Linked DNA regions of Mus musculus: all the other regions are linked to region 3. A link is a loop called in an ENCODE intact Hi-C map of the cell type or tissue named here. Cell type or tissue: heart. All regions are shown on one strand. Region 1 overlaps Cstf1 (cleavage stimulation factor, 3' pre-RNA, subunit 1). Region 2 overlaps Gnas (GNAS (guanine nucleotide binding protein, alpha stimulating) complex locus). Region 3 holds the start of Rae1 (ribonucleic acid export 1). Region 4 overlaps Gm40011. Region 5 has its middle 31 kb from the start of Pck1. Region 6 has its middle 5.7 kb from the start of Fam209. Region 7 overlaps Gnas (GNAS (guanine nucleotide binding protein, alpha stimulating) complex locus).

Region 1 (4,000 bases), 620 kb before region 3:
CTCTCCCTCTCCCTCTCCCTCTCCCTCTCCCTCCCCCTCCCCCTCCCCCTCCCCCTCTCTCTTTCTGTCACTGCCCCTCAAGCAGCTTCCCTTTCCTCTCTCTTCTCGGGAGAACTGGGCACATGTCATCTCTGATTCGTCACTTTGCCACTCAGACAGCACTTTCTAACATGAGTGCTTCCTTCTACAAAATAAATTTTCTGTCATTGTTTGAGATTAAAGGTGTGTACTAAGGGTTTGTTTTTATTCCAGCCAGAGGGATTACAGGCGTGTGCTAAAGGTGAGCCACCACTAGAAACAGGTTTTTCCAGTAAATGCCATGCTCTCAGGGTTCACAGTTAGAGTGTTGATCGCCTGAGAAAAGCATCTGGTCCCCTGCTGAGTCTGTTGCCAAAATCTCAGGTTTCCTAAACTGCTCTGACCTTCATCGCCTGGGTTTCCCTTAGAAATCCCTAGAGCAGATTAGGGAGGCTCTTTCATCAGCTGCTTTAATCCATTTGTAGGGGTCCACTGATTCCATCCCATGCTCATTTGCAAGTACAGTTCCTGTCTGGGTTTAGGACTATGTGATCAGTAACTAGTTCTAGAAAGAACCAGTTTTCTGTGTCCCAGAAAGTGCTTTTGTCCCTCTGTCCCCTGCAGCTCGGTCAAGTGCAGGTGACTGACCCTGTGCCTCTGTCCTCAGGAAGCCGAAATGTTGCGTTCCATCTCTTTCCACCCTTCTGGAGACTTCATCCTGGTGGGAACTCAGCATCCCACGCTTCGCCTGTATGACATCAACACCTTCCAGTGTTTTGTCTCCTGCAATCCCCAAGACCAGCACACCGATGCCATCTGCTCCGTTAACTATAATCCTAGTGCCAACATGTACGTCACTGGCAGCAAGGACGGCTGCATCAAGCTGTGGGATGGCGTCTCCAACCGCTGCATCACAACCTTTGAGAAGGCTCACGATGGGGCAGAAGTCTGCTCTGCCATTTTCTCCAAGAATTCCAAGTACATCCTCTCAAGTGGAAAAGACTCTGTAGCGAAACTCTGGGAGATTTCCACAGGGCGGACGCTGGTGAGGTACACAGGTGCGTGAGAGGCGCTGCTGGGGTCTCCCGGGGATCGCAGTGCTGAGCAGGAATGAGGCACTGGAGGAAAGGGATTCAGAGAAGGCTCTGGCCCATCCCTAGGTCAGCGCAGATGGCCTCAGAAGAGATCCCAGTGTCCGTATGTGAAGTAGACCCTCAGACAGGAAGACAAGCTCAGTTCCCCTTTAGTTCCTGTTAGCTTTAGTTTGTAGGGAGTGGTTGTGCCCAGGCGCTCTTTATGGTGATTATGTTTGGATTTGCCCAGCGCAGTCGACAGCTCAGGTCTGGGTACAGTGAGTGGTGTCTACTGCTGAGCTCTATTCTGTTCCCTAGCAGCTAAGAGTGGTGTTGGGCTAGAAAACCTCTGTGGTGGTTCCACTGGTTCCTCTTGTGAGGTGAGTGCGACTCGCATTAAACACAGATTCAGAGCTCGCAGGAGACCCGTATTGCAAGGAGCTGAGTTAGCCTCTGGACAGGGACATGGAAGAGCTGGTGGCACCCAGGCCACTAGGGTGCAGCACAGTTCCTCTGTGTGGCACGAGCTAGTTACTGCTTAAAGGGCCACTTCTGTGACTTTATGTGATGTCTTAGAACCAGGTGCTCCTGGCATGCAGAAGTGTTCAGAGTGAATGAGAAAGCTTTCGGTTTACAAGTGACAGCCCTTGCTTCCCAGGGGACAGTGCACCCAGACAGACATGTTCCGAAGTGCTACCAGGAGCTTAGGGTGCTTATTTTAGTAGGGCATTGGAGTTTTTGTTTTTGTTTTTCTTCAAAGGAATATATAGACACGTTCCTTATTCCCTAATTCCTAAGTCAGCTCCCTGACAGTCAGGGAGTAAGGGTTTCCCAGCTGTTTTTGGTTTGGTTTGGTTTGGTTTGGTTTTTTTTGTCTTTGTTTTTGTTTTTTTTTGTTTGTTTGTTTGTTTGTTTGTTTCGAGACAGGGTTTCTCTGTGTAGCCCTGGCTGTCCTGGAACTCACTCTGTAGACCAGGCTGACCTCAAACTCAGAAATCCGCCTGCCTCTGCCTCCTGAGTGCTGGGATGGGCTGCCACCACTCCCAGCTCCCATCTGGTTTTAAGATATACTTAGAAAGCAGAGTGTTCTTGCAATGGCGACAGAAAGGGAAACTGAAGAAGATGTTAGATGTGCTGAGTTCATGGTACACAGGTCAGTGGTCTTAGTCAGTAAATGGGCTGTGGGTGGAAAAAAGGTGAGCCAGAATTTACAAGGGGAAAAATCAAAATGTGCAGTATTTTGCAAGGGAATTGAAGGGGACAGTTGGTTATAAAATGAGCAGCCATAAACTCTGAACTCTGAAAAGAGAACTGGTGGTGTCTTTCTTGGCTCATCAAACTGTCTACAACTCAAGGGACTGTTGTTTTATTGGTGAAAGTTTGAAAAAGTCAGCCCATTTTACTGCTAAGTCATTTGGTAAATAGTTCAGAAAGGTAATTGTCAGGTCAAACATTTAAATATGTGGCTGGTAAGTCTGTCCGTGCACACAGAATGGCGGTGTCGGCATGACTGAGAGTCACTGGAACTTAGGAATATACTCACAGTTCACTGCAGAAGCCAGCGTCTACTACAGAGCATTGAGTAGCTCTGCCCTGCCCCCATCACTACACGCAGCCTTTCAGATAACCTCTCCTGGTAGCATCTCCTTAGCGCTGTGTGCTGAGACTCGTTTGTCACTTGTTTTCATTCTCAGCACCAGAGAGAGTAGACACTAGAGAGGTGAGAAAGGGCAGGCTTATAGTAGGCCATCTACCCCGCTAACTATGAAGGATATGTCTTTCCTCCATAGCCGTGTTCTTACAGATCTCATGCACGCATGCTCTCAGTGAAAGTGGCGTGTGACTTCTGGTTTCTGCAACTGGAAGTGCGTGTGCAGTATGTGGGTATTTGGGAGGCCATCATGAAATGCCCTGGCTGTCTTAATCTTTTATGCATTGCTTTAAACATGAACCAGCTATTCATAGTCATGAAATGATAAAGTTTCCTTTTGAAAGGTGAGTGTTCATATGGTTTGTCCCAGTAAGTCTGAATGGTAGGAGTTTATCCTGAGGAGATAAAGGTGCGTACAAAAGATTTTACCCAACATTGTTCAGTGGCTACAAGCTGTGTGCCCAGCAGCAAAAGGATCATTAGGGAAGGCAGACAAGGCCTAGCACTGTGGGTTTGACCACTGTTGGAGAGAGGTGCTGTGTCACAGACCACCTGCGAGTGACCAGAGTGAACAAACAGGCCTTGGGTGGTGGGTCTGGGGGAGTCAGTGTGGGCACAGCGCTAGAGCAGTGTGGGGGTCTGAGGCGACCTCACATCATCAGGCTAACGTGTTGGTTCGTGTGACAGGCGCAGGTCTGAGCGGACGGCAAGTGCACCGGACACAGGCAGTGTTCAACCACACTGAGGACTATATTTTGCTGCCGGACGAAAGGACCATCAGCCTGTGCTGCTGGGACTCCAGGACAGCTGAGCGCAGGAACCTGCTGTCCCTGGGCCACAACAACATCGTGCGCTGCATAGTGCACTCCCCCACCAACCCTGGCTTCATGACGTGCAGCGATGACTTCCGAGCTCGGTTCTGGTACCGGAGGTCCACCACTGACTGAACTGGCCCCATCCTAGGGTTCTTGTCTCAGGACTCTGCCCTCCTCCCTGTGTCCTCACCGGCTGCGGAAGTGAGCAGCTTGCACCATCTGTGGCGGGGGTGTGGCCGCCTGGCTCCTGCCTTGGATCTGTGTGTGGAAGCTTGTTTTTTGACCTTGACGTAGACGCGTGGTGGGAAAAGTCCTATTACAGTGATTTCCATGTGGTCTCCACCAGCTTAGTGAGTGCAGGACTTGGCACAGCCTTCAGCTCTCATTCCTGGAGAAGGACGGCGTGTGGCCTCGGGATCACACTTGTCACTTCCTGCGTTGTC
Region 2 (4,000 bases), 1.3 Mb after region 3:
CTCTTGCCTTCTTTTCCTGTTCTGAGTGGTGGGCTTGCTCTAATTACAGTGTGGAGCTAGAGGCAGCTTGCAGGGGTTGGGCTCTGATTTTCCCACTGTCATGGCCATGTCAAAATCCTGGTAGCCGAGCTCTCGCCCCCTCCCTCCTGTTGAGAACACCCCCAACCTCTAAACCTTGCAGGCCCTCACCTAAGAGATGGACACCAATAAAAAATATATAGTGAGATCATTCAGAACACAGGGCCCCTCCCAAAATACACAAGCCTGCATGGAAAGAAAGCCCCAAATATCAGCTATGATAAGTCTTTGTTGAAAGAATGGGTTCTTTGGGTGTGGTCCTATTGGTGGGCATGAACATGACCCCCATATTCCCACTCTATTGGCAGGCACTCACATGGCCTCAGACCCCCAACCAATTTGCAGGCATGCACATGACCCCAGAACCCCACCCAACTTACAGGCATGCACATGACCCCCAGACCCCCACTCTTGGTGGGTACCCCAGAAACCCCCAGATCACCACTATTGGTGGGCACCTCCAGATTCCCATCCCTTTGGTGGGTATCCACATGATGCCAGACCCCTACTCTATTGGCAGGTATCCCCATGTCCCCCAAGTCTCCACCCTATTGGTGGGTATGCACATGGCCTCACGGACTCCCACCCCATTGGTGGGTATACATATGACCCCCAGACCCCCACCCCATTGGCAGGAATGCACATGCCTCCCAGACCCCTACCCTATTAGGAGATCTACATGCCTCCCAGACCCCACCCCATTAGCAGATATCTACATGCCTCCCAGACCCCACCCCATTGGCAGATATCCACATGATCCCTCAGACCCCCACCCCATTGGCAGATATCCACATGACCCCCAGGCCCTCACCCCGTTGGTGGGTATCCACATGACTCCCAGAACCCCACCCCATTGGCAGATATCCACATGCCTCCCAGACCTCCACCCCATTGGCAGATATCCACATGATCCTCCAGACCCCCACCCCATTGGTGGGTATCCACATGACCCCCAGACCCCCACTCCATTGGCAGATATCCACATGATCCTCCAGACCCCCACCCCATTGGTGGGTATCCACATGACCCCCACTCCATTGGCAGATATCCACATGACCCCCCAGAACCCCACCCTATTGGCAGGTATCCACATGCCCCAAGATCTCTACACCTCTGTCAGGCACATGGCCCCCCAGATCTCCACCTGAGGCCTGCCTGCCACCCCTCCTGGCTATAGTAGCCTCTGGTCCCCATCTTGCAACTTTACTAATTAATTTTCTACCCTGTTCCATGGGGAGGGGGCGTGATTTAACTTTCGCTATCTTGTGACTTCAATTTAATGTCAGTAAAAGCACCTCTGCCCTACCTCTGTCACTGCCACCTAGTCCTCTACCTCAGTTTCCTTATCAGAAAGGGTCTGTTCCTCTCCAATGCCCTGTTCTGTGCTACCAGGCCTCACCCTGAGGGTGCAGTGCATGCTGGTCTTCTAATCCCCCATTGGCCATGCAGAAGATTAGGCTCAGACAAAATGGAGTCTGCTCCAAGCAGGGAAGTGGGGCTTTGCTGCTCCCCTAAGTACAAGCTCGAGATTCTCTATGGCTGTGCCTGGCATATAGGCTGTCTCCTAAAAGACACAGCATTTTGAACCACTGTAACCTCCATAAATTAGCATTCCTTCTGGGGGGGACACCATCCACCCCCAAAACCAGAAGATGTGACCTGTGACCTGTGGGATCGCTGACTCTGACTGCATACAAATCATCCCAGAAAGGCCACAGAAGTTATCCCAGAGGCTGGTTTAAATAAGCAAACATCTAGCCAACTCCTCCTCCAGTATCCATGAACCCAATGCCCACCAACAATGTGGGGACCCAGGACTCCTAGCCACAACTGGGGGCCTGTTCAAAAGTGCTGTGAGCCACAGAACCCCAAACAACATCTTCCCTCCCTGGTGACAGATGCATAGATACTTAAATAATTAGATCTACAAATATGGAAATGGAAAACCCTAATATCAATAATAAACACTTGTCACCTCTGGGTCTCACAAACTACTGAATCCCAAGTTCAGCATGTACTAACCCTACCTCCATACAACCCTCCCTGTGCTAATCAAGAGCCACGCAGGAAGCAGCAGGGTGTGGTTGGAATGGACAGTAGACCAGGTGCAATTTCTGGTCCAGTTAATCAAGATCTCGATGCCATGTCTCTAACCCAGCCTTATCAGGCCTGTCCTCAGGACATGATTGGGAAATTATGATTTATTTTTATTTGGATGCCTTCAATCTATAGATCTAGCCCACAATTCCTTGGAAAACAGAATACTATGCTTTTTAGTTGACGTGTCTCAATGACGATAACACCCTGGTGGGCAGGATGCAATATGATTTTCTTTTTTTTTTCCTTTCAATCCCACTGTAGTGAGAAGGCCACTAAAGTGCAGGACATCAAAAACAACCTGAAGGAGGCCATTGAAGTATGTGTCTAGCTCCTTGCTCTTATCTTTTAGCAAGCCCCTCGCCCCACGGTGCTGCCCCCCCCACCCCCACGCCTGACCAATTTGCTAAACTGTTTTCAGACCATTGTGGCCGCCATGAGCAACCTGGTGCCCCCTGTGGAGCTGGCCAACCCTGAGAACCAGTTCAGAGTGGACTACATTCTGAGCGTGATGAACGTGCCGAACTTTGACTTCCCACCTGTAAGCTCCACCCTAACCCTGGTTTCCTCTGCCCCTCTCACCTTAGTCCCAGTGGGAACACGAGGGCCAGACTTGCATCAGGCCAGAGTGACCAGACACATACCTGCCGTGTGAATGCATAAGTTAACTCCAGGCATATGCCTAAGACTAAAGGATGATAAAGACATGATTAGGGCTTTGTCCAAAATGGATGAACAAAGTTCCATCACCTTTTCTAGACCTCAACCTAGTCCTCCATTTATCAGATAGTGAGTTTTTTTTTATGGAGGAGAGGTCCTGAGCTAAGGCAAGCTCAATTATTCCCCTCATACACATGAGGACAGACAAAACCACATGTTTGTTACACATGGCACACAAGTCCTAATTGTCCAGTTAATCCAGCCTAGTACAAATATGCACCTTCCAATGTTCAGATCTAAACATAAATTACAAAATGGAACATTATAAGAAAAAAATTGTTCTCATCAGCCCTTTGCCGGGAGCCTGACCCTCTTGACAAGGGTCTCTTGGCTTTCTAAAAGCTTTTTTTAGAGAGGGTAGAACTGCCCTGCGTCAAGCATATGTACACTTTAACCCTTCGTGGGGGGAGCAAAGATTTTTAAAGCCAAAAGAAGAGACTTGTCTAAAGTTAAGAAGTCATTGCTGCCTCTTCTTAAGCTTTTGTGGGGTTTGTGTTTTTTAGATGGGTTTTGGCTACAAACTTGTGAGAAAAATTAGTACAGGCAGGTACATTAAAAAAAAAATAGCTGTTGATTAAAACAATAAGAACAACAGCAACAGCAACAACAAAAACCAACCCTCCCAACAGGGAAACACAGCATGGATTCTATAGTCATCTGATTCCCATGATTCACAGAGACAAAATGGCAGCCTACCCACAATGCATCTGATGTCATTGACATCTGCTACTCTGATATCTGGACAATATTCTAACCTTGGCCCATGTCCCTCCCACAGGGTAGTACATATCCCTCCTGTACACATAATTCTAGGGGGAGTTTACTCATTTGGTTTGCTCCCACCCCTCACAAGACTAACAGAAGCAGCCACCCAAGACTGTGAGCACTCCCCAGAGATGAAAGCATGCTAATTCATTATATAGATTTCTGGGAGTTTAACAGAACTGCAGGCTCTTTCCAAGCGCTGGTTAACCCGGGGGCTCACACTTGGACTCACATAGCGAGCGATGGCCTTAGAATTCCAGGGGTGGGGTCCCTGATTGGTTTGAGCTCAGTCTGTCAGCCAACGTTTTTCCTGGGTTCTCTTTCAGGAATTCTATGAGCA
Region 3 (4,000 bases):
GATGAAGTGGGAGTACTCAGGGAAAGTCTACTTCTGCATAATACAGTTTAGAGAGGGTCCCAGAATGGGCGCTGCTGTGTTTGGTGTACTGATGTGACAGGCAGCTTGCAGCCAGGCCCTTATATCTCCTGAACAGAAGGGATTCCTGGCTGTATCTCAGAACTCTCTGGGAAAGTAGGAAAGAATAATTTCCTGAGTTCCACCCAAGACCTACTAAATTTGAGTCTTTTGAGTGCAGCCCAGGCATGAAGGTTTTTTTTAAAAGCTCTCTGACATTAACAGCCTTGCTGGAATTCATTGGTGGGGTCTTTGGTCCAAGAACCCTAGCTGAGAAGGTGGTAGAAATGTGGTTCCTCCAGCCTGCCCCAGACCTATCGGGTCTGCATTTCACATCACAGATCTAAAGCTCTTTGAGAGAAGGTCATGAGGACCCAGGACACATAAGCAGCCTCACGCGCTCGGTATTTTCTCAGTAACTGGCAGGCTCTGAGGACACTGGGGCAGGACCCACGGTTCATAGTCCGCAGTCTGTGAAACAAGGGGATGGAGGGGGTGGATGGTAACGAATGCTAAAGCTGGGGGGGAAAGATGACCTTTCTGCCCGACATGATCTCCCCGTGGCCTGCGAGGTTGATAACTATCTGAAGCTGGCTGCATAGGCTGCAACACCACCTGTCTTAGTTACAGTTGCCACTGCCGTGATTAACACCATAAGCAAAGCACGCTGGGGAGGAAAGGGTTTATTCTGCTTAGGCGTCTACATCACAGGTCATTAGCAAAGGAAGTCAGGGCAGGAACCTGGAGCAAGAGCTGATGCAGAGGCCATGGTGGGATGCTGCTTACTGGCTTGCTTTCTGTGGCTTGCTCAGCCTGCTTTCTTATAGAACCCAGGGATGGCCCCATCCACCATGGGTTGGGCCCTCCACCACTGATCACTAATTAAGGAATTGCTTTACTGTCTTGCGCACAGCCTAATCTTATGGAGGCATTTTCTTAACTGAGGTTCCCTCCTGTCAGATGACTTTAGCTTGTGTCAAGTTGGCATAAAACTATCCAGCACACCCCGCAGGACTATAATGCAGTGCTGCAAGGGCCATGGCCCTAAAGGGAACTGTGCTGTTTGCTGCTTGATGGTTGTGGCCGTTACTGTAAAGCCTCTTTGGTCACTGTCAGCTGCCCTCACTAAGGGTGTGCTGTGCTGGCTAGTTAATGAATTCTTTAGACAGGGATCACAAGGCTGGGGAGACAGAGGAATCAGTCTGGGCGGGTCCTGGGAAGGTCATAGTAACAATGCCCTGTGAAACCAACCTAAAGGAGCCCTCTACTCTGGACCCAACTCTTCCCCTGAGCCCCAACAGGAATAAACACGACGACGACAAACCAAACACTATGTACGCTAACTAAACCTTGTTATTTGACTTCTCAGGGGATGGGAGTAAGTAGATGATCACCAAGTGTCCTAGACAGGCCTGTTTCCTCTGTGTTGTACTGAGGTCCCTTAAGACAGGTAACCAGCGGCCAGTTTTTATTCCATTGTTCTGTAACCCTGTTCCTGCCTTACATTTTTAAAAATTGTTTTGGAGACAGAACATTTCTGTGTAGTTCTGATTGGCCTAGAACTCACAGAGACGCCCCCCCCCACCCCCTGCCTCTACCTCCTGCGTGCAGGGATTGGAAGGCCTGCCAAGTTGCCCAACAAGGAAACTAATTTTGTAGGGACCAATCACATTTTGTTCTTCCTCACTGACACTTGTCCTTTCTCTCTCTCTAAAACCGCTTTCCCTGATTGGTTCATTGGAACCCCCATTCTGGAATCTAGCTAACTATGTTGTCATTTTATCTGACACCTTAAACACTCTATGTGGAATGTTTCATAGAGCAGGACTTTTGTGTTTCAAACAGGCTTAATACTGACCTATTAGTACATGGGGCTCAGTAATTAAGTGTACTTGTTGCTCTTGAAGAGAGCCATGGTTCGGTTCCCAGTACCCACATGATGGTTCGACTATCTGTAACTCCTGTTCCAGGGGCTCCTACACAGTTTTCATGCCTCCCCAAGCATGTGGTGCATATACATACACACAGGGACAACATCCATGCACGGAAATAAATCTTAAACATCTCAGGGAGTAGGAACCATTCCCCTTATCATACCGCTCGGGATGTTCCAAGTAGGCAGCCTCTCAGAGGACAGTGCTAGATCTGAGCTGGGGAACTCTTTTTTTGTTTGTTTGTTTGTTTGTTTTTTGTTTTTACATGTATATGAGTATGTTGCCTGAAGAAGTTTAAGCACCACTGCGTGCAATGACCACAGAGACCAGAAGAGGGCGTCAGTTCTCCAAGAACTGGTGTTGGTTCTCTTGGACCTGTGAGCCGTCCAGTAGGTGTTGGGAATAGAATCTGGGTCTTCCCCAAGAAGCCACTGCTCTTGGCCGCTGAGCCATCTCTTCGGCTCCACGATCATCTTTAGACGTTTAAACAACAATCAATATAACGATACACACGCGAAAACAACGCCCTCTCTCAACTAGTTGCCTGGCAACTGCGCTGGCCGACTTTCCACAAACGCACAACTGCTGGCATAAACACTTCCTCTCGCCCTCAGCAGGGCTTCTGCGCATGTGCGCCCGCCTTGAGAGGGGCGGGACGCCGTGCTCTGACGCTTTCCGGGCAGTCCCGGAAGTGGCTCGTGGCGCGTGCGCGGTGCTTCTGTGGTAACGGGGCAGTTTCCACCGGCTTGAGGCGGACGACTCGGCGGTCTGGGGTCTCCCGGCTGCGCCCCCTCTGCCCCGCGCCAGAGCAGGTCCGTGGCTTCGGGCCCCGCCGCGTGCGTGTTCCTCAGGCGGCCGCCGCGCTCCCTCCGGGAAGCCCGGGCCCGCGTGAGGAGACCGAGCCCCTCTCTGCAGCCGGACCCCGTGCGCTCCGCTAGGTAGGCCGGGCCTCTCCGCGTGCGCACACCGCCCAGGCCACGGGGGTGAGGGGACGGTGGGGGACCGCGGCGTGCGCGGATGGGAGGGGCACGGCCGAGCCGGCGGGCGTGGTCGGACGCTTGGGAGCAGCCCGAGCTAACCCAGTCAGCCAGGAGAAAGGCCCCTGAGAGCTACGGGAGCTGGAGAGATGGCTGCGCTGCCTGCCAGAGGTCCGACCGCCTCTTCACCCCCGCTGCAGGGCACCCGGTACGCCCTTGCTCTTCTCACGTGCGCATGGTGATCTGAAACTAAGTCCTCAAGTAAATTGCACGGGAGAGGAGCGTGCGGATCCCAGCACACACTGGGGGTCGTTTCGTTTCCTAACTCCAGGATGGAGGAGTTAGTTTTTCCGGTGAAAATCAAGACTAACTCACGCTCCGGAGAAACATAGCCCTGGCTGCGTGTCTGTGCATCCCTCTCCCTGTACAGACAGGCTTGTAGTCCTCAGCCCCGAGAGTTGTCTCCCGAGCCGTCTTCTGAGACGTGAATGTGCACCTTATGGTGGCTCTGACACATCGTGGCTGTCTCGAAGGCAGCAGGAGTCAAATGCGCTCCCACAGTTCCTTGCAGTTTCCCTTTCCTTGTTATTTTAAGGAAGCGACCCTCATTAGGCTGTGGATTGCTCGGGCCTTAGCCTCGCTTTTGGAGAGGTGGCTGACTTGGTGGAAGTCTGGGTTTTAAGAATTTGCTTTTTAGTAACAGCTTGAAATGTGGCAAAAGCATATGGGAGTCTGGAGTCACAGTGCACAGATGGTTTCCTTGGCAACGACACAGTTGTCAATTACATTCAGTGTTAGACCGTGCAAATCCTTTTCTTTAAATGGGCTCTTTTGTAGACCAGGCTGTCCTCAGATTTCTGTACAGTCAGGGATGGCCTGCTCCTCCTGACCCTGCCTCCCAAGTGCAGAGATCACCTGTGCCAGCTCACCTGACTAACCCTAAACTTTCTCTGCCTGTTGTGTGTATGGCCATGCATGCGTGTCACAGTCCACATCTGGGCAGAGGACAACTTTGGAGTTCTCGCCTGCCTT
Region 4 (4,000 bases), 90 kb after region 3:
GGCCGGGGCTGGTCATTCCACAGTGTCGATGCCATCTAGACAGACCAGGCTGTGGAAGAGAACAGGACACTTTGTCTGCATTCCTGAGATCCCCTCACTGTCGTCCAACCGTACTGCGTGCGGCTTCCACCCCAGACCTGGCTGGTATTTTTAGCTTGCAGCGAGCGCTTGGCACCCTGCACGGCCCTGAACACTGACCAAATTTAGAAATCTCAGGAGTCTCGGCACTATGAATGAACGGGCTCTGGTGAGTGAGCTGCTGCTGACAGGGCTCTGCTGCCGCTGCTGGGGAAGCCTGGGGATGCTGAGCAGCCAGAGAGAATCAAGACACCGTCACCCCTGAGCTCCAGCCAGCCCTGGGAACGGCAAAGCTAACACAATATGCATGTCCACCAGAGCCTGGCAGGTGACCAGACAGGGGTGGGGTGAGGGTGAAGATGAGGCTGCAGGGCAGTGTGGGGAGAAGAGGGGGACATGCCACATTTATGTTGCCAAAGTTAGTGTGTACTTCATCTGAAATTAGAACACTGGAGACAGAAAAAGTTCAAATACTCCAAGACCATAGACTAATTTATTATGTCTGTCTGTCTGTCTGTCTGTCTCTGACTGTCTGTTTCTTCTCTGTCTCTCTCTCTCTCTGTCTCTCTCTCTCTGTCTCTCTCTCTCCTAGACAGATAATAGACAAATTATCTGACTACATAGTCTTTTTCCATCTGGTAGATATCTTTAACCTCCATGTTGTCAATATTCACAGACACACGCTGAATATTCAAAGACACAGCCTCCATTTGGGGAAGGGCCTTTCCACCCAGCAAGAGGTTCAAGGGTCCAGGAGCCCCCAGGAAAGGCCTTGGCTCCTCTCAATGTTTCTGCCTCTGGTTCTTATTGTCACGGGTGCTGGGGATGGGACCAGCATAAGCTAAGCTAAGCAGGCATGCTCTCTACCACTGAGCTACCCCCACTCCCAGGTCTACATTACTCCTTTTCACAGTTCAGGCCTTAGAATAGAATCACTGTTTGAGAAATCTTAATCACGTTTGGATTGCTCTGCACGCTTGCAGCCATTAACCAGAAATGATGAGTACAGCAGGCCACCCTCTAAGCTCAGTTGCCTCTAAGAGAAATATTTAAAAAAATTTTTTTTAGATTTATTTTTATTTTATGTGTGTATTTTGCTTGCCTGGGTATCTATTCACTATTCGTGTGCCTGGTGCCTGTGGAAGTCGGAGGAGGGCCTCAGATCCCTCGGAACCGGAGGCAGTTGTGAGCTGCTATGTGGATGCTTGGAATTGAACCTGGGTTCTCTGGAAGAACAGGCAATGCTCTAAACAATGGAGACATCTCTCCAGCCCCCAAGAGAGCTATTTTACCAGAGCTGTTTGTATGACATCTCCTGGCCACAGGAGACTTTTGTGGCACTTTCTGTGGTGTCCAGCACAGCGGGCCTCCTGTTCTGTCCTCTGCTCAGGGTGGAAGCAGAGGCAGGCACACCATTTGAAACACTAGGTTGTGCAGGTTGCAGAGATGATTGGTGGTGACCGTGTTTATGACAGCCATGCCTTGGGAATGTGGGGCGGCTGGTGTGAGCATCTCACACCAGGTACTCACTACAAATCAACTTCTACGAAAGGCTGGGGCGAGGGAGTGTGAGCGGAGATGAGCACCACACTCCAAGTCATTCGCTGTCGTCGGTATGTTTCACTTGCCTTAGAGACAAAACCAGGACCACTGATAGGACCAGCCTGAGGCCTGTCATGGGCATCAGAAGAGATGAGCGTTCATTCGGGAGACCAGACCTAGGAAAAAACCTGTTCTTGCCACTTTCCAAAAGTGAGCCATCATGACATGGATGCCACCAATGGACCTCGATGTCAGCTGTAGAGGTTATCACGATGTAAAGCATGCTTTCTGTTGGTCTCTCTCTCTCTCTCTCTCTCTCTCTCTCTCTCTCTCTCTCTCTCTCTCTCTCTCTCTCTCTCTCTCTCTCTCGTTTTAACGGTCTTTGTAGGAGAATGCTGTCATCAACCTAAGTTACAAGGGGATATACTGTCTCCTGGCAAAACAGGCGTGAGCTGGGGCAGAGGTGAATCTCCAAGTCTCTAAAGGAAGTCCTTCCCAGGTAGCTCCCCTAACCTGCCACCCTCATCAACAAATTCTCCTCGGGTACAACACAAGGTAAGCTGCCAAGATTGAGTCCGGACTTTGTGTGTTTATGGAAGTGCCTTGAATCACCAGTACCAGTGTTTGAGAAGTTGACGCCTGCCCTCTGGTGGGCACTAGATGCACTGCAGCTGTGTTAGAGCCCAGTGCATTGGAATCTGCCACCCTTCAGCAACTGTGTGCTGCGCTCTCCTCCTGGATGGGGTTTGTCATAGAACAGAGTCAACATTCCAGCCAAACTTTGCTGTCCGATCCAAAAGTCTGCTTATAAGGAGATTTTTGACTGCTCTTTAGAGACCTACGAGGCTTGCTTTTTTTTTTTTTTTTTTTTTTTTTTTTTTATTTTGAGACAAGGTCTCATATAGTCCAAGTTGGCTTTGAACTCACTATGTAGCTAAGAATGACTGTGAACTCCCAAGCCTCTTGTCTCCCCAATGCTGGGATTACAAACCCTGCACCACTGCATGCAGTTTATTCTGTGCTGGGATCAAACACAGGGCTTCATGCTAGACAACCACTTTCCTGACTGAGGGACGGCCTCGCCCCAGCCTCTTAGGTTAGCATCCTAAGAACATGTTCTTTCCCTTGCATGCTCTTTAAAAAGGCTTATTTTTATTTCATGTGTGAGTGTTTTGCCTACATGTATGTGTGCGTACACTGTCCCCGGAGGCAAGAAGAGGGCGTCAGATGCCCTGCAACTGGAGTTACTAACAGTTGTGAGCTGCTGTGTGCCTGCTGGGAGCTGGACCTAGGTCCTCTGCATGGGCCAACAGTGCTCTATAACCACTGAGCCACCTCTCCAGCCTCATTTGTTCTTAAACTAAGAGTGTTAAAGTGCTGTGAAGTGCACAGAAGAGCTCCCACTGTGGTACTTCTTCTTTTCAAAAGATCTATTTATTTAATGTATGTCTTCAGACGCACCAGAAGAGGGCATTGGATCGCATTCCAGATGGTTGTAAGCCACCAGGTGGTTGCTGGGAATTGAACTTGGAATCGCTGGAAGAGAAGCCAGTGCTCTTAACCTCTGAGCCACCTCTCCAGCTCCCATGGTACTTCTTTAAAACTACAATGATTTGTGTGCACGTATAGCACTCATGTGTGTCAAGGTATGCATGTGGGCTCAGAGGACAAGTGTCAGGATGGCTTCAGTTCTCTCCTGGGGATTGAACTCAAGTCATTAAGGCTTGGCAGCAAGCACCTTTTACCTGCTGACCCATATTGCTGGCCCCACAATGGCTAAATATACAGTTAGTTTAGAGGTGTTCAGAGTGTCGCACTGTTGAGTAGCCTTCATGGCCTTTCTAAGTCTTCATGCTGAATAACGGTTCAATGGGTGTTGCAATGTCCTCATTAAACGCTATTCCTCTGTGCTCCCGCCCCTGCTGCCCTCTGTTCTCCTGTCCTTCCCAAGGATGCTGACTCCCCTGGGAGCTCCCACCACACCGCCCAGCAGAGCTCAGTGTTCACCTAGGCTGGAGAGCACTTGCTCTTTCAGGGCTGCATAGTGAGCCGTTGCACATATGGTCCACATTCTATTTTTCTCCTCGCCCACTGATGGGGTCTTGCTTCAGTGTGGGCATACACGACTCTCTCAGAAACCCCAGTCCCAGTTTGGTTGGGAGCCCAGCAGCGAGCTGTGGAACCACGTTGGCATTTCACTTGAATGTTCTGGGGAAATGTGCCTTCCCAAAACACCGCCTAGATGTTTCCACCCACAGAACACAGGGCACCAGGTCCTCTGAATTTCTCACTACACAGAGGTGACACCTTGTGTGTGCATGCCTCTGCACGTGCACGAGTGTGGAGGTCAGAGGTCGACACAGAGTGCCTAACCCAACCG
Region 5 (4,000 bases), 180 kb after region 3:
CCAGGGATCGCAGTGGGTGCAGGGGATGCGAAGGAAGTGGGGAGACCCATCCCTGCTGGGACAAGAGTAAAACTGGACTTGCTTCCCCAAGAAGACAAAGACCCCGAGCTAAGGGAATGGACTTCGCTCTGGAGACTCACAGAGACAAAGGGACTGGCTAGGAGCAAAGTCTCACCTGGTCCTTCTACTGAGGCCCGAAACCAGGTGGATGGGAACCCCAATAGAGACGAAAGAACCAAGAGGGGGAGTTCAAAGGGGCTCCTGGCAAGCAGAAAGCACAGCAGAGCATGGCCAGCGAAGCCACTACTGCATGCTTCCCCGCTCCAAGGTGGGCAGACCCAGCAGACCCAGCTCAGCAATCTCTGCACACTAACTTCCTGCCCAGCAGATGATACCGTTCCACAACTCTCTGTTTGTCAGCACCAACATGAAGCCAGGCACACACAGAGAGAGGACGTTTGCTTAGGACGTTTACATGGCCCTAGCGGAGGACTTGGGTTTCCCAGGCAGCTCTGGTGCACGGTGGACCAGGGGCCCTTCGCTTACTCTTAAGTAACGGCCTCCCTATGAAGGTCAAGGCCAGAACAGCCCCTTCTTTGTCCCTCAACTCACCCCAGGCTCAGGTAGGTCAGATGGCGCCTGCAATTAGGAACTCTGGTGGTGTTGGGGGAGCCCAGGCCCCCTGCTGGGCAGGGCTATAGCGTGGGCTGGGACAGATGCTGATGTCCTGGAATCTGAGGACTGTGGTTCCTGCCTAGCCCAGAAGAATGCTGACAAAGGTGGAAAGCTACAGCTTCGGAATGGACCTGTGGGTGACCGTGTGGCAGGTCCCCATGCTGACCATGTGGCCGGTACCCATGGGCAGGTCCATGCTGACTCAGGGAAGAGCTAGGACATCTTAATGGACGAAGGACAATGGAGGCCTGGCCTCATGGTGGGAGGTTGAGGGCAGGAAGGAAGAGTACCCAGAGGAGAGGTCACTGCCCGAGTTGAGCCAAGATGTCACCTAGGACTTTCTGAAGGAAGGGCATGGATCCTGGAGAACAGGAGGAACATGTGGAAGAGAGAGAGGCCTGGGGTCAAGGTGTCCAGGTTTCCGGATCCACTGGATAGCAGGGTCACCGGTGAACTTCATTCTTTTAGTAACTCCCGAGCGACCACCGGCGGGGTGGCTGCTCTTGGCATTGGAACGCGCTAAACCAATAGATGGATGCTTACAGGACGGATGCATGGGAAGAGGGTTATTCAGGACCCACCAGCCAGCATAGCACATGGAGCCTGAGAGATGGGCCAGAGGAAACTGAGGAAAAAGAGCAGGCGACATTTCTGCAAAGAGCCTTGTGCAGGAGAGCTTGGGAGAGGCTGAGGGGCCTGGGTGTGGCTGGGGCTGAAGGTGGAAAGAAGCCAGGAGGAGGGCACAGGCCACTGGGGTCTGGTCAGCCAGAAACAGAGAGGGTATCATGAGAGAGTGAGGTCTCCGGCTGGTGAGATGGCTTAGCAGGTAAAGGTACCTCTTTGTCAGGCCTGACAACCAGAGGGCAGAGTGGTCACCCCTTTAATTCCAGCACTCAGGAGGCAGAGGAAGCTAGGATCTCTGAGTTCGAGGGCAGCTTGGTCTACAGAGTGAGTTCCAGGACAGCCAGGGCTACACAGAGAAAGCCTGTCTTGGGGGGTTGGGAGAGATGGACAACCTGAATAAACTAACTCCAAGTTGTTCTCTGGTCTCCAGATACTGTGGCATGTACACACACACACACACACACACACACACACACAGTGGGGTGGGTCTGGGCTGTAGAGTTGACCTAGAGTTTGAGGAAAGGAAGCACAGCAGGGTGCCAGCCCCATGGTGGTCTTGTGGCACAGACAGACCCCTGCTGGTAACCTCTGCAGGGGCAGGGACATGAGACAAAGCTCACTTCAAGGCTCACATCAGGCAGATCTCACAGCAGAGCAACTGCCCTTGCTCCACAGAGGGCTCTCAGAGGGACGTTGGGAACCCTCCTGGCCTGGCTCCTGGGCTAGTCCGGCCCTTTGCCCACCTGTTAGCCAAGTCCGAATTTTGAATCATCTGTTTAAAAATAGATCAAGGGTGCCACCTGGTGGCCGAAATCTCAGCCATGGACGCTCCGGACCAGACCTCTGTCCAGGTGTGTCAGTGTCCCAGGAGGGCGCAAAAGACATTCACGCACACTTCCCAGTTAGCACAGGTGATCCTCAGATGACACTGAAAGCCAAGGGACCCTAAGAAACCCAGGGGCTGGAGTTTCATGCCCAGTACCAGCCTTTCTTCCCACACTCTCCGATTTCCTTCCAGACTTTTCTCCACACACCCAGATACTTTCTAATGTAAAAAGTGATTCGCAGCCCACAGAGTCAGGAAACTGCTGGGCTCCCACGCACTTCAAGATGGGGTTTCTCCCTCTCTGTCAGCCGAGATTTCTCCTGGTGGGCTGAGAGTGCTTTCGAGATGCCACCAGACAGGGCGTGACCAGGAGCCAGGTGAGCTTCCCGACATCTTCTCCCCTTGTTCTCCCTCCACTGAGGAAGACTGGATGACCACAGACCTCACCAAGAGGACAGGGAGTGGGACAGGGGACAGATATCACACTACCGGGCTGCTTCTGTCCACAAAGGTGGCAACTCAGGACAGTCACTGTCCTTAGCTTGCCCCAGGGGCTCCCTAACTCGTGGTCCTGCCTGCTGGAGGTAGGCACGTAGTAGCCAGGACAGAGCAGATCCACCCATGGGGCACCTCAGCCCCAGGGTGGCGTCTGCTGTGCTTCCAATGGGCTGTGCTTCTCAGTGGAGGCTCCCTGGCCACCTGTCCTGTTCTCCCACTCAGAGGACTTCAGAGCACAGAGACCACATCCCCGTTGTTGTCTGGGAGACTGGAGCAACTTCACAGTCACCTGTCTGCTCTTGTCACTTGTGGACGAGGCGATATGGGACAGGAAGTGATTGTCTCATTGGATGGACCTACCCATCCAATGAGACTAACTGTAAAGGAGCTGCTGATACGGGGACCACGGCATCTCAACTGCTTACAGCCACTTCCGAGGACCCCCGGGGTTCATTTATGCTTTCCATTTTCCAGATGGGGAAACTGAGGCCTGGGGAGGGGAACAACAAATTGAGTTGCACGTTTGCTGAGTGTCCAAGGACCTTGTCAGTCACTTCCCACTTGGGAAAGCTCTGGTTGAGGGGCGGGGCTCTCTCTGGCCATGTGACTCATGGCTGGACGTGGCTAGGTCTGGTGTGTGACATGTGGTGTGTGACATGTTGTACTGGAGTAGTTCAGGGTGTCACAGCTCAGAGCACAAACTGACTGGAGGACATCAAGCACTCACCAGGGCCTCCTGAGTCCTGCTGGAGGGACCGTCCCACTCACACCAGGTGTGAGACGGTAAAGAGGGACGGCAGAGGAGGAAGGAGGCTCCCTGCTAGTCCTAGGTAAAGTTTAGTGATATGAGTGGTGACAGCAGATCATTCGAAGGATGAATATGGCCAGTCACCTGGCTAGACATTTTCTCACCTGGTCCTAAAAACAACCCCCAGAGGGAGGAAGGTGATGGCCCCATTTAACAGATTTGAAGACTGAGGCACAGAGACTAGGAGATAGGAAGGCCTAACCTCTGAAGCTGAGGTGTCCCGATATCTGTCCTCCGTGTACCTGGAATATTACTCATGCATATTTTCGGATAGCTTGAAGGATTGTGGGCTGGATGTGTGCCCTGGGACCCCACAGGCAAATCACCACTCTCGGTTGGGGTCCAAACTTCATCTTTGTCCCTCCCCCGCATCCCGGAGGTATTTCCACAGTACAAGGGGCTTTCTCCTACCCACAGGGGTCATGAATCCTTGCTCTTTGCAGGCTGTGTTACCTCTGGCCAGTAGTTCAACATCCCTGTGCTCTTGAGATAGACAGCTCTTCACACATAGGCACGGAGGGTGCACTGGTGCCTGTAGGAGTCGGATGGTGTCAGCAACTGCGGGATAA
Region 6 (4,000 bases), 520 kb before region 3:
ATCACACATCTCACCCAAAGGAGCCCTTGACCCGCAGCAGTCTGCGCCTTATTCTGAAAATGGCAGATCCCAGAGCCGGGTGTGCAGCTCGAGCATCTGCCTTGTGTGTGTGATGCTAGGTTAGATCCCATGCTGCATAAACTGGGGTGTGGTGGTTCATGCCTGAGGAGACAAGAGGATCGGAGCTTCATCCATATAGGAAGGTCAAGGCCAGCCTAGGATATTATGAGCTCCCAGCTTAAAAGAAAGAAAGAAAGAAAGAGAGGGAGAGAGAGAGAGAAAGAAAGAAAGAAAGAAAGAAAGAAAGAAAGAAAGAAAGAAAGAAAGAAAGAAAACTTAGATTAGCAGAAAGTTACCAAGAGGCAAGCCCCCCACCCCCAACGCCCTTCATTTATCCTGTGGGTGACTTAAAGCACAGCAGCAAACCAGAAAATTGACATTAACCCAATATTGGTTGGTAGAACCCTGTGTTCTTTTGTACCAGTAATCTGTGGCACCATCTCCCGGGCCACATCCACGGCCACTTCCACTCCTACCTCGCTGCTGTAGCCTATGAGGCCAGTCTCCTCCTGGCTAAGCTGGCCCAGCTCATCCCTATCTTAGGACCTTTGAACTGCCCTTCCCCCAGCTGACATCTGATGTCTCCCCAGCTGACATCAATAGCCCTGTTGCCATTCTGGTCTCCCGTGTCAGCAGCAGCCCCAGCGAGGCCTTCCAGGAGTTAGCAGGAAGCCCTTCCATACCTCAGCATCGGCACGCTCTGCTCTGTCATCGTCTCTCCCCTGTGTGCAACCAGGCATCTCACTAGACTTCCTGCTCTCCTATTCCGTCTACAGCCAATGTGGAGAGGCTGGGGCTTGTAGCCAGAAGTGTGTCTTGGATCCTCAAAAAGTCCATAGCCCCCAGCTCCAGAACCCCGAGGGAACCCAAAGGGACCAGGGATTGTCTGTGGGTGGGCTGGGATGTTCTGACCACCAGGAGAGCTGAGTGCCTAAGATGTAACTCCACCCCTTTACCCTGCCTTGCAATAATGGAGGGGCACCTAGTTTGGGAAGATGGTCCCCTCTTTCTATCTCCCTCTCTCCCCCACTCCGCTCCCTCTCTCCCCCTCCCCCTCTTTCCCTCTCCCTCTCTCCTCCCCCTCCCCTTCTCCCTCCCCCACTCTTTCTCCCTCTCTCCTCCCCTCCCCCTCCCTCTCTCCTCCCCTCCCTCCTCCCACTCTCTCCCTCTCCCTCCTCCTCTCTTTCTCCCCACTGCTTCCCAGAATAGCCCTAAGGACAGCCAGTCTCTACAGTCTATTTTTTGTCCTGTGCCTTTTGCTCTGATCCGTGTGCCTGCCTTCTCACAGGAAGGCAAGTGTGCCTGCAGTTTCTCTTTCTTCACAGCCTTCCTAAGAACACATCTTGGTTTTCCCTCCGGCTTCAGGACAGACCATGTATGTGCAGGTGCCTCTGAATGTCCCACCACACCCATCTATAGGGAATCTCAGGGAGTTTCCAATCATTTGTAACCACAAACACCTCGTACGTGTCCGGGTTGGTTGAGTGTGAACCTCCAGGCAGCCTCTTGAGAGAGGGAACTCTGACAGACATTTCCACATTACCTCTAGAGGTAGTGTGCCTGTCTGCACTATCACCAGGAATATATGAATAGTTGTCTAATCAAGCATGGGGTTGCATGTCTGAAGACAGATTTGCTCGACACAGCAAAGTTCCTTTAGAGCCAGTGTATGAAGCATGAAGATCCTTATATGGCCACTAGGTGGCAGACAAAGCCCATTGGAACAAGAATGCAGTTTCCAAAGCCTGAGCTGGAATACTGGGGGGGGGGGGCTTTCACTTACAATCTTGTCATATGCAAAGTGAAGCTCACTGTCAGTTAACATAGAAGCCGGCATTGAACAGTGTAGACCTCTTGGCTTTATTTTGTTTTGAGACAAGGCCTGAAACAGGCTGGACTAGAACTCACTTTGTAGTTCAGATGACCCCTGGACCTGTGTGTGATCCTCCTGCCTCAGACTCCTGAATGGTAGAATCAGGTGTGGGTCACTACCCCTGGCTTCCACCTTTGATGGAGATAGAAGATCTCAAGCTGGCTGTGTAGCTGAGGATGGCCTTGAACTCTGAATCTCCTGCCTCTGCCTAAACAAGAGCAGGGGTTACAGGCATACCGCAAGCCAGGCTTCCATAGTTTATTAACAACCTGTATTTGCTCATGGGCTCAACAGATATACTGCTGTTTTAGATGATGTGAACAAGACAGAAGAGAAGACAAAACACCTACAGAAGGCTGGCATTCCGCTGGTGGGAAAGAGAGGCCGTAAGTAAATACGGAAGGGCTAAGTGGTCACTCTGAGGTGAGGTCCCGGGTGCCGCTGCCTGGGGTTAAAAAAGAGAAAATCCAAGCTGGGCGTGGTGGTGCATGCCTTTAATCCCGGCACTTGGGAGGCAGAGGAAGGCAGATTTCTGAGTTCGAGGCCAGCCTGGTCTACAAAGTGAGTTCCAGGACAGCCAGGGCTATACAGAGAAACCCTGTCTCCCCCCCCCCCCAAAAAAAAAAACCAAGAGAGAGAGAGAGAAAGAGAGAGAGAAAACCTGCAAGAAGCTGAGTGTATAGAACTTGCCTGGCAGTCCTCAGACTCTGGGCTCAGTACACATACACACACACACACACACACACACACACACATGAATTCTCAGCTGACAGTGTAGCTCGGTGGTAAGAATTCTCGCCTAACGCGTTTGAGGTCCTGGGTTCCAGCCCTAACAAAACCAACAAAAAATTAGTTTAAAATTTAAATTAAGGGCTGGAGAGACTGCACGATCCAGCGTTTGAGACTGGCCACTCTTCCAGAGGTCCTGAGTTCAATTCCCAGCAACCACCTGAGGGCTCACAACCATCTGCAATGGGATCCGATGGCTTTTCTGGTGCATCTGAGGTTAGCAACTGTGTACTCGTGTACATAAAATAAATAAATCTTTTTTTAAAATTAAATTTTTAAAATTAAATTAAAAAAAACAAAGCCGGGGGCTAGTGAGATGGCTCAGTGGGTAAGAGCACCCGACTGCTCTTCCAAAGGTCCAGAGTTCAAATCCCAGCAACCACATGGTGGCTCACAACCATCTGTAATGAGATCTGACTCCCTCTTCTGGAGTGTCTGAAGACAGCTACAGTGTATTTACATATAATAAATAAAATATTAAAAAAAAAAAAAGAAGAGAGGAAGGGCCAAGTAGCCCCTTTAAAAAAAAAAAGAAAGAAAGCCGGTGTCTTAATGTTTGCAACTGTCTCTGAGCCCACCCCTGCTTCAGCTGGCCCAGGCTGGCTCCTTGATGTCCTTTGTCCCATTGCAGTGAATAACTGCTCCCGGCACCCCCACCCCCCACCCCCCACCCGCAACAGTGAGCTAGATAGCTGCGGACTCTGGGCTCCTTATCCACAGACAGGAACCATGATCCTATCTGCTCCCTTCTCCAGCTTTTCTGGAATGGTTGACCTGGAAATAAAGACACAAGTGTCATATTCCAAGAGATTGACTCACTTCTGTCCCCAGACCCCATGGAGGAAGCATGAGCAGAAGGAATGGTGACTGGCACTGGGCCCTTGGGACTTAAATTCCCTGGGGTGTCACGGGTCAAGTGAAAACTGGAGAGACTTACCTAGAAGAGGGGCAGGGAGTGTGGAAGAGCAGATGGGTCGGACAGAGCCTGGAGACCAGGGCTCTGCTGCTGCAAACAGGACACTAAGCTCCCTGGCAGGACCTGATACACCAATGGGGCTCAGGGCTGGTGGCCTTGAAGCATCTGAACGCCCCATTTCTTCCTACAAGGTCACCTAAGCACCCTGACAATGCCCACTCAAATCAAGGCAAGGGGAGAGGCATTGGGTCTGCAGAGAGCTTTGAACTCCAGGAGGCCTGGGACTGGGGGTTCCTGCTTGGACCCTCTCAACCCCCAAGCCACTTCAGGTGATCTTGTCACTCCAGAGTCACCCTCTCTCA
Region 7 (4,000 bases), 1.3 Mb after region 3:
TAAGGGTAATAGCAAACTCTTGTCATCTGCACCTTTGCACTTTCCTTTCTCTTGTGTTATTTTTTTTATTTTTTTTGTCTTTTCTAGACTCTCTTCCCCCCTTTTTGAGTTGTTGGGCAGTTCTTATTTCTTGCTTGCTTTTCGGTTTCTTGCTGTTGTTGGGTGTTTTTTTTGTTTGTTTGTTTGTTTGTTTGTTCTCGCTTTTTTTGTTTGCTCATCCTATTTGACGCTAACTCTTAGGCAGCCAGTCCATCAGCCCCCTACGAAGCCCGGGAAGCCGCACTCGGTGACCCCAAGACAGCACAGCGGAGACTGCAGCTGAGCCCCCCGACACGGGGCGCACAGGAGCCGGGAAGCCCGAGGCCGGGGGCAAGCAGACCGCCCGAGCCAGGCGCGAACCAAGCACCCCGAGGTGGCCGGGGCACCATGCTGAAGATGGCCATGAAGCTCAAAGCCCGAGCGGCCGAGAGCGAGAGGAAGACAGCCGCGGCTGCCGCCGAAGTGGCTGCCGAAGCTGCCGTGGCGGCTGCGGTGCTGGCAGAACCGTTCGCTTCGCAGAAGAACGGGATCCCCGCGAAGCCCCCGAAGTCCGTCAGGGTCCTCGTGAACGCCGGGCGCGATGTGCCGCCCGCAAAGTTGCTGACCGACAAAGAGCGCAAGAAGATGGAGAAGAAGCTGCTGGAGCAGAGGAGAAAGGAGGAGAAGAAGAGAGAGAAAGAGAGGAAGAAGTTGGAGAAGATGTTGAAGAAGAAGAAGAAGAAGAATGTGCCAGAAGCTCCGCCAGAGGCCCGAGGCCCCGAGGGCGCCGCCGCCACCGCCGCAGGCGAAGACGAGGGCGCCGCGCAGGGCGCCGCCGGGTTCGGAGAGGGCGCCGCCACCGGGGGCGCGAGTAGGGCCTGGGCCGAATGGGACAGTGACACTGATGAAGAAGATGATGCCTACTACGCGCCTCCCCGCGTGGGGGGCGTCGTGTGGCGGCCTGGGCCTGCCAAGGCAGGCGCACTCAGCGCGCACATGCCCCTCGTGGTGTTCCTGGTGTTCTCGGTTCGCAGCCCCTCATGGGTGCTTAACTTCCTGCTACAGAGGCGCACAGAGCAGGGCCGCGGCTGCGGCTTCGTGTTCGGGGCGACCTGCTGCTTCAGAGTGTTCCTGGGCTGCGCCTTCTTCTCCTTCCTGAGTGGTCGCGCCAAGCGCAGAGGCCGTGGGCGATCCCGGGCCAGGGGCACCGGGCGCCGGGGGCGCGACGAGCGGCTCATCTAGTCAGCCTCCCCCCCACCCCTCCACCATCATCATCTACATCGCCATCGACCACCACCACCAACACCACCAACACATCCACCACCACCACCTTCCACCACCATTGCTGTGTAGTGTGGATCTTTATTAGTGCTTGTGTGTGGACACATTTTCCTTTTTGGTTGCTCTGTCCTATGCTTAGTGCTCTCCTAGCTTTTCTCCAAGCTCCCTGCTTTCTGGCTCTCTCAGTGTCTCCCTCTCTCTCTCTCTCTCTCCTTTTCGAAATTTTCCTAAGTCCGGGCCCGCACTCCCTCCCTTTCCGCCCACCCCGGCCCCTTGGCGGCGCCTGCCCGCCCTGCTGCTGCAGGAGGAGGGGGATCGGGGGCCGCCCGGCCCGGGGGTGGAGCGCTGGCATCGTGTGAGGGGTCGTCACCACCGCGGGGCCGCCCCCTTTTCCCCCCGCCGCACGGCCAGGCCCCGGCCCCGAACTGCGGGTGGGGCGAGGGGGCGACCCCTCCGTGGAGCCGGCCCGAGCCGGACGTGGGTGCTGGGACCCCTGCCCGGCCTCTGGGCACCGCCTCCCGGCGCCCGCGCCCGCCCTCCCAGCCGCGGCCCTCCTCCTCCTCCTCTTCTTCCCACCCCCCTCGCCGCCGTCGCCTCCGCCTCCCCCCGCTCCCCCGCCCGCCGCGGCGCTTTTGGGTCGGGGCGGCGGGCCCGGGCCGAGGCAATAAGAGCGGCGGCGGCGGCGGCGGCGGCAGCAGCTCCCGCGGCTCCTGCTCTGCTCCGCCTCGGCCCCGGAGCGAGGGGCGGAGAGCCGCGCGCTTGCCTTAGTCCGAGCCGCCACCCTCCCCGCGTTCCCCGCTTTCCCGGCCCGCCCGAGGCCGCCCGCCCCGTCCCCGCCGCCCCGCAGCCCGGCCGCGCCCCGCCGCCGCCATGGGCTGCCTCGGCAACAGTAAGACCGAGGACCAGCGCAACGAGGAGAAGGCGCAGCGCGAGGCCAACAAAAAGATCGAGAAGCAGCTGCAGAAGGACAAGCAGGTCTACCGGGCCACGCACCGCCTGCTGCTGCTGGGTAAGGGCGGCCCGGGGGGGAGCGGGCCCGGCCCGGGAGTGCCGCGGGGCGACCCGCAAGGCCGCGCGCGCCGAGCCCGCCCCCCTCCCCGGCGCTCTAGCGCTCGCTCCCAGGCCCTCCGGCCCGCTGGGCCGCGCGCGTGCAGGGGGCGAGGCCGTCAAGGGGACCCCGGGGCGGAATTCGGCCGGGCGGGGGCTGCAAATTGGGCGTGGGACCCCCTCGTTCGGTCTCGTCCCCTCAGTTGGCCACACTCCCCCCCGTCCCTGGCTTCGCGTCCTCGCGAGGCCTACTTAGTGCCAGGGGCCAGGGTGCGTGTCGGGAGGGGGAGGGGAGGCTCACAGGGCCCCTCGGACTGCGACAGAGTAGGGCTAGGGACAGGAAACGGGCCGGCGGGCCCAGGGAGGGGGACCCGCCTCACTGGGGTGTGCGATTTGTTGGGAGGGGGCCCAAAGAGAGGCCAAGGCCACTAGGGGGGACTCGGGGACCTCGGCCGGGAGACTCTGGCGAGGGAAGTAGCCGCCGGGGTGGGGGGGCGGGTGACATCAGCCCCTCGGAAAGGACGGGGCGGTAAAGGTGGTGCAGAGGGGGGAGGGGGCGCGGGCAAGTCGTGGCGCCGAAGTGGGGGGGGCCAGGGAGGAGGGAGCGTGGCGGACTCTGGGCGCGACTCGGGGCGATTCGGGCAGGACCGACTGACTGTGCGCGGAGCAGACGTGTCCTGAGCTAGGCCAGGCCGTGGAAGGAAGAGAAGAAGAATCAAATCGAATAAGATCAAAAAATTAAAATTAAAATTAAAAAAAAAGTACGCAAAGTGCCCAGTGAAGCCAAATGACACGTCATTTTACAATGTGACCTTCCCCCCCCCCCCTTCTAGACTTACAGGCTTTTTTGAAAAGCAAAGAGGAGCATTAAATGGTAGCAGCTGACCCCCCAACTGTGCCCCCTCCCGTGCAGCCAACAATTAACACACAGGTTTTCCTGTTACTCGGCCTCTTTGGGAGTGGAGACACAAGTAAAAAATAAAATCCTGTTTTAAACAGACTCATAAATAAGATAAAACTGGAAAATGACATTTGTCTGTAAATGGCTTCTTAGTTTCGAAATGGCGTTTTTAAAATTTTTGTCCTTTTCAAGGTGGGAGGGGGGACTCAGCGCTCTGAGAAGACTCTGGGGTGGCAGCTGATGAAAAGACAGTAATTAGTTGTTTGGCAAGTGACATTTGCTTGTTTGGTTTTTCTTCTCTTTTTTTTCACTGCGGCTTTTCCTCCTTGGCAAAAAAAAAAATAAAAGAAAGAAAGAAAAGAAAAAAGAAAGATAAAAAGGAGGGGGGAATCCCAAGCTAAAAGGATGTCTCTCCTTACTTTTTTTAAAGTACTGGGGTGGGGGCAGCAAAAGCACACAGACACACACGAAAATTGTTGAAATGACCACAGAAACATCACACAACACTAATTAGAATGGAAACTTTCCACGTCTCAGTATTTTGGCTATCTGAATAAATTTGTGAATTCACTGGGAACAGGGTCACTTTTCAACAAAATAGTTCGATTATCAAAAATAAAATGTAGAAGGCTGTGTTAATTCGCGGTGGCGTTTGGTTTGATCTTTTTGGATGGGGTCAAGTCTTTGTTCTCCCTGGGCCACATTGAGTAAAGCAGAAAATTGTTAATAAGTGAAAATAATCCTGTTGGTGTT

The links. Hi-C counts contacts between places; a loop is a spot of excess contacts. Peaks named below come from ENCODE experiments on the same cell type or tissue, not always from the same donor. Only the 100,000 strongest peaks of a DNase experiment are listed, where the experiment ranks them.
Region 1: a loop joins it to region 3, with 2.9 times the contacts of the local background. A loop is called at or near these places in 6 of 42 quality-filtered maps.
Region 2: it touches region 3 in a loop (4-fold over the local background); 2 of 42 quality-filtered maps call a loop at or near these places.
Region 4: it touches region 3 in a loop (6-fold over the local background); 37 of 42 quality-filtered maps call a loop at or near these places.
Region 5: it touches region 3 in a loop (2.0-fold over the local background); 5 of 42 quality-filtered maps call a loop at or near these places.
Region 6: a loop joins it to region 3, with 4 times the contacts of the local background. A loop is called at or near these places in 18 of 42 quality-filtered maps.
Region 7: a loop joins it to region 3, with 3 times the contacts of the local background. A loop is called at or near these places in 2 of 42 quality-filtered maps.

What each region holds. Positions count from the first base shown.
Region 1 is chr2:172,376,931-172,380,930 of GRCm38, forward strand. Cstf1 (cleavage stimulation factor, 3' pre-RNA, subunit 1) reads left to right here. Exons shown (of 6, transcript NM_024199.2): 5 at 686-1,076; 6 at 3,430-4,000. The coding sequence ends at 3,689. Among named protein-coding and RNA genes, the nearest start is that of Cstf1, 7.9 kb to the left of the region's middle. In heart, a CTCF peak has its summit at 1,584 (motif pointing right); no DNase peak of the experiment used is centred here.
Region 2 is chr2:174,339,214-174,343,213 of GRCm38, forward strand. It overlaps Gnas (GNAS (guanine nucleotide binding protein, alpha stimulating) complex locus), which reads left to right. Exons shown (of 12, transcript NM_010309.4): 4 at 2,440-2,494; 5 at 2,597-2,716; 6 at 3,987-4,000. Among named protein-coding and RNA genes, the nearest start is that of Gm30189, 14 kb to the left of the region's middle. In heart, a CTCF peak has its summit at 2,407; DNase peaks (open chromatin) are centred at 688 and 3,978; H3K4me3 peaks cover 432 bases; H3K27ac peaks cover 847 bases.
Region 3 is chr2:172,997,448-173,001,447 of GRCm38, forward strand. Rae1 (ribonucleic acid export 1) reads left to right here and starts at 2,670. Exons shown (of 12, transcript NM_175112.5): 1 at 2,670-2,929. In heart, a CTCF peak has its summit at 2,324 (motif pointing right); a DNase peak (open chromatin) is centred at 2,654; H3K4me3 peaks cover 1,988 bases; H3K27ac peaks cover 1,942 bases.
Region 4 is chr2:173,087,397-173,091,396 of GRCm38, forward strand. All of the region lies in intron 2 of Gm40011, which reads left to right. Among named protein-coding and RNA genes, the nearest start is that of Gm40011, 6.6 kb to the left of the region's middle. RefSeq lists an enhancer at 1-1,471. In heart, CTCF peaks have their summits at 283 and 2,286 (motif pointing left); DNase peaks (open chromatin) are centred at 185 and 2,275; H3K4me3 peaks cover 2,320 bases; H3K27ac peaks cover 2,412 bases.
Region 5 is chr2:173,182,209-173,186,208 of GRCm38, forward strand. No RefSeq gene overlaps it. Among named protein-coding and RNA genes, the nearest start is that of Pck1, 31 kb to the left of the region's middle. In heart, a CTCF peak has its summit at 2,113 (motif pointing left); a DNase peak (open chromatin) is centred at 1,973; H3K27me3 peaks cover 1,588 bases.
Region 6 is chr2:172,476,270-172,480,269 of GRCm38, forward strand. No RefSeq gene overlaps it. Among named protein-coding and RNA genes, the nearest start is that of Fam209, 5.7 kb to the left of the region's middle. In heart, CTCF peaks have their summits at 1,749 (motif pointing right) and 1,960; no DNase peak of the experiment used is centred here; H3K4me3 peaks cover 1,091 bases; H3K27ac peaks cover 1,555 bases.
Region 7 is chr2:174,328,127-174,332,126 of GRCm38, forward strand. The region is part of intron 1 of Gnas (GNAS (guanine nucleotide binding protein, alpha stimulating) complex locus); the gene reads left to right. Among named protein-coding and RNA genes, the nearest start is that of Gm30189, 2.7 kb to the left of the region's middle. In heart, CTCF peaks have their summits at 890, 1,564, 2,742 (motif pointing right) and 2,988; DNase peaks (open chromatin) are centred at 1,045, 1,765, 1,815, 2,625 and 1 weaker place; H3K4me3 peaks cover 4,000 bases; H3K27ac peaks cover 3,773 bases.